Regions from separate parts of the Homo sapiens genome. Here region 2 is linked to region 1. Evidence: read pairs that join two places in POLR2A ChIA-PET (ENCODE). Cell type or tissue: Panc1. All regions are shown on one strand.

Region 1 (2,500 bases):
GGCATAGGCATGTGGTCCTAAAATTTGATAAATAATGCTTATATGGGGATGGAAATGCCTCTTGCTTAAAGGCAGATATGATATTGAGAGGTGAAGCCAGGTGGGCTTCTGGGTCGGGTGGGGACTTGGAGAACTTTTCTGTCTAGCTAAAGGATTGTAAACACACCAATCAGTGCTCTGTGTCTAGCTAAACGTTTGTAAATGCACCAATCAGCACTCTGTAAAAATGCACCAATCAGCGCTCTGTGTCTAGCTAAAGGTTTGTAAACGCACCAATCAACACTCTGTAAAATGGACCAATCAGCAGGACGTCGGTGAGGCCAAATAAGGGAATAAAAACTGGCCACCTGCGCTAGCAGCGGCAACCCAATTGGGTCCCCTTCCACGCTGTGGAAGCTTTGTTCTTTCGCTCTTCACAATAAATCTTGCTGCTGCTCACTCTTTGGGTCTGCACTAACTTTATGAGCTGTAACACTCACTGCGAGGGTCTGCGGCTTCATTCCTGAACTCAGTGAGACCACGAACCCACTGGGAGGAGCAAACAACTCCAGACGCGCCACCTTTAAGAGCTGTAACACTCACTGAGAAGGTCTGTGGCTTCACTCCTGAAGTCAAGAGAGACCACAAACCCAATGGAAAGAAGAAACTCTGGACGCATCTGAACATCTGAAGGAACAAACTCCAGACACACCATCTTTAAGAACTGTAACACTTCACTGCGAGGGTCCGTAGCTTCATTCTTAAAGTCAGCGAGACCAAGAACCCTCCGGAAGGAACCAATTCTGGACACAATATGCCCGCATTTTAGGGAAGGGTAGAATCAGCAGGTGGCTAAATATGCTTACCAGGGAGGTCGCTATGATAGCCCCAAGTGCCCCAGCAATAAGACCTATCATTTTAGATGGCATTGCTTTTGAGCTTAGCTTTTTTTTTTTTTTTTTTTTTTTTTTTTTTTTTTTTTTTGAGACAGAGTCTGGCTCTGTCACCCAGGCTGGAGTTCAGTGGCACGATCTCAGCTCACTGCAAGCTCCACCTCCCGGGTTCACGCCATTCTCCTGCCTCAGCCTCCCGAGTAGCTGGGACTACAGGCGCCTGCCACCACGCCTGGCTAATTTTTTGTATTTTTAGTAGAGATGGAGTTTCACCATGTTAGCCAGGATGGTCTCGATCTCAATCTCCTGACCTCATGATCCGCCCGCCTCAGCCTCCCAAAGTGCTGGGATTACAGGTGTGAGCCACCGTACCCGGCCAAGCTTAGCTTTAAAATATGAAAAGAATTTATGGTTATGGGGAGGCTACTGGCAGATTTAAAAGGTAAAAGGCTGGATAGCACATAGAACATTCAATATTTGGATAGTATTTCAGGTAAGCTGAATATATATGTAGGCATGCAGTGGATATACACACGGGAAAACTAATGTGGCAATAGATCATATAGACTTTCAATGTCAGGCCTATGGATTCCTATTATTTGGCAGGCACTATCATTGGCAGGAAGGGGTACCAATAACTTTCAAATTTTTTAAGAAACGAGGATATAATAATAAATGTTTAAGATTAACCAAGCAGAATCAACTCAAGAAGTTAAGATTAACTTAAGAAGAATCAGCAGCAAATATGTTATGGGCAGGGAGACTGGTTTTAAGAACTTTTCTTTTTTGTTGTTGTTAAAGTACTAGAATAACAGTATTATTAGGGTAGTGATCATTGGCATGAATGAGAAAGGCTAGAGAAAAATACATTGGCAAGCAAACAAAAATACATCATCAGAACAGAGAAAACAGATTGAATATGGCAGAAATGAAGAGGTTTTGAGCCAGAATAAATGGGACAATAATCCTGAATAGAAACAGACAAGTCTGGGGAAGGCTCCATTCAGAGGTGGAGGGCAGGGACCATGGGTTTGTTTTCAGGCATGATGAATTAGGGCCAAAGGATAACAACAGGATGAGAACGTTCAGGGCACATTTGGAATTTCATGGGGGAGATGATGACATGAGATAGAGATTTGAGAATCATCCACAAAATAAATCAAGAAACAAAAACAATTCAACGAGAACTTTTTTGTCTTAAAGCGAATGTTGTGCTGAGGGGTTCTATTTCCTACCATAAGAGTTCTGGACTTCTTTTTTGTGTAAGTGCCCTTCTGTATAATTCAGTGCAATGATTATCACATGGATGTCATGCTGTAGCATGAGAGCTATTCGTAGGAACAGGGCACCATGGAATTGTTTTCATCTGCTAATTGTTTAGTATTTTGGTAACCGCTTTATCAGTTCAAAGTTTCTTTAACTTCCAGTGCCATGCCAGTGCTGTCACCATAACAAGCTGAGGAATGCAGAACACTCCTCCGAATTCCGTTTTGGCAGAAAAATCTTTCACGGGGTTTTAAGCTTGAAGTCAGTTCAGTTTGTGATCTCTTAGAACATCACATTTCACTAGATTCATTCATTAGCCTTTTAATAACCAACAATGTGAAATCTAACCTGTTAAAATACAG
Region 2 (2,500 bases), 60 kb after region 1:
GGTACATATATATGTTTATATATGTGTACACACATTATACATATATATATACGCACACATATATATATATACACTTTCATTGGGAGAATTAAAATTAGCCTATGTGAAGTGTTTATGTATAAATAGCTTTTAAAATATTAGTATAAAATTACCTTAATTATAAAAGATGAAAAGTAATTTAAAATAAGACTTTCTTCTTCATGGGGGGAAACGCCATTTAACATATAAGAGTATATCAAGTTTTATAACTTTAAGGAAAACCTATAGAAATAGTGTATTCAGAATATATATCTCAACTGTCTATTTTTAATATTAATATAACACTTGAGTTATTTTCTTCTATCATAGCCCTTAGTTACAAAGTCTCCAAGTATATTAAATTCTATGTATCTAAGACCACACTTCAAATTATGCTTGTTTATTGTACCTAACTTGAAAGATGGATACACCTTTAAGTTAGGCATTATTAAGAAAAATTTGTTCAAACTTATTTAAAAACCACAGGGAATTCTTGACCTCCTGAAATGTAGGAACCAGTGGTTTAGGGTATTGATTATTTTAGTATAAGAAAAGGAGAATAAATGTTTTTCAGTAGCATAGTACATCAAAGTTAAATTCAGTCAAATAAAATAGCCTCTAGGTATTTCCATCCTGAAAGAATTATTGAAGGCTTTGATCTCAAACATGTTCAACTCTGGATCAAATTTTAACCTTCATCAGTCTTTGCTAGTCAAAAACTTACTTTTCTTCTCCCTCTCTCTTTTTCTTTTCTTTTTAAATTTTCAGGGATATACATGGCCTTTACTCAGTGTCAATCTAAAGGTATTAGAGAGCTCTGATAAATGAACATGTAGAAATCTGTTTAAGCCTTACTGTGATCTTAAGAAGCAATGCAGCATAAAATGTTTAAGTCTATCTTTATGTTTCAATTATATATATAATATATGTATTTTTTCTGGCTATAACTTTTTTTTCTAGTCAGAATAGGCTATTTTCTCCCTATAGCTATTGAAAAAACAAACAAACAAGCAAACAAAAGAGAGTCAAATGAAACCTAGATTCTTCCCCAATCCATTTAATATTCTTTATTCCTTATTTACTTCAGACTGTGCATGGCAAGAGTGGGTGGGTGAGAGTGGGGATTAAGTTTGACAACCAGAATATCACTCTCATCATAAAAACCCTAGACTGGAATTGGTACCACAGTGAGCCTTGTGTCCTGAGGGAAATTCTGGACATTAGTAACCTTTAGCTGTCAACAATCGCTTGGGTACTGTTTATTTTCTATTTTGTCATAAAAAAGACATTACTCACCATGTCGGAATAAAAATTTGTCCTTTTTTTTTCTCATTGACTAGCTTGATGGGGCTGAATCATTTGCAATTTAATTTGCCAAAACTGTTTTTCAGCTGCCTTTTCCTTTTGCGCAGAAGCAAATTTGCAGTGCTCCATATCTACTTCCCTTTCTTCTTCAGCTGGTGCTGATGTATTTGCTGAAAAGATGAGAAAAGGAGACATGATTAAACTGACAACTTGAAAATGTACCATTTCCCTTTCTATGTAATTATTCCTAAAGAAAAGCCACATGTTATCAGTTTGAGATAGGAAACTCAAATACACAAAAGGTGGAGTGGTAATTAACCAAACAGCATAACATAGATTTATATTTTTATTAGAGGAAAATATAAATTAGAGAATAAACCAATAAAGACCTATACTTGTTTTAAAGTAAAACTACTGGTGTGTTTTTAATATGTGGGCATTGCTTTTTTTTTTCCTCAATGATACTTCTATCTTTAACTCTTGTAACCTTCTGGATTAACAGTAAAAATGAAACTATAATTTGCTTCCACAAATAGTAATCAGATGAGTGGTTGCAAAATTTTTGGTGCTATCATCACAAAATATACCAAAAACTATGTAGGAGAAAAATAAATCTGTTCAGGGGTGAGTTTTTATGCAATGTGGAAAGTGCGAGATGTTTAAAAAGATTGAGAAATATCTTAATTTTTTATGGAAACTGGAGTGGTAATTTTTTAATTAAAATATTTATTTATACTTTATACTTCTAAATATTCACAAAATGACCTTATTATATCACTGGATATACCAAAAGACTTTCCAATAATATGTATTTATTACAATAAAAATATAGTATATGAAGGAAATATTTTAAAAGTTGAGGACAGATATGGTGCCATCTTTCTGTAAAAGATTAGCATTTTTTATGCAGGATAATAATTATTATAGTGTCTTACCTTATCAATCAGTTTTGATGCAAATTTTAAATAATGAAAAACACAAACACTCAAAAACACCTCTTTTTTATTCAGAGACTTAATGTTAATATAATGTAATATCATTATAAATTATAAGCAAGATGATGGATCCAAGTACTATGGAGTTAATAAATTTTGTTTTCTATTTAAAACTTCAAACAAAATTGTGTGTATAATGTGATGGAAAATGAAAGAATGTCGCTTCTAAACTGTTAAACTGT

Evidence for each region. Peaks named below come from ENCODE experiments on the same cell type or tissue, not always from the same donor. Only the 100,000 strongest peaks of a DNase experiment are listed, where the experiment ranks them.
Region 2: POLR2A ChIA-PET joins it to region 1 with 6 read pairs; 1 of 35 experiments calls an interaction of 5 or more read pairs at or near these places.

What each region holds. Positions count from the first base shown.
Region 1 is chr7:81,033,928-81,036,427 of GRCh38, forward strand. No RefSeq gene overlaps it. Among named protein-coding and RNA genes, the nearest start is that of SEMA3C, 120 kb to the left of the region's middle. In Panc1, no CTCF peak of the experiment used is centred here; no DNase peak of the experiment used is centred here; H3K27ac peaks cover 991 bases.
Region 2 is chr7:81,093,897-81,096,396 of GRCh38, forward strand. No RefSeq gene overlaps it. Among named protein-coding and RNA genes, the nearest start is that of SEMA3C, 180 kb to the left of the region's middle. In Panc1, no CTCF peak of the experiment used is centred here; no DNase peak of the experiment used is centred here; H3K4me3 peaks cover 381 bases; H3K27ac peaks cover 2,500 bases.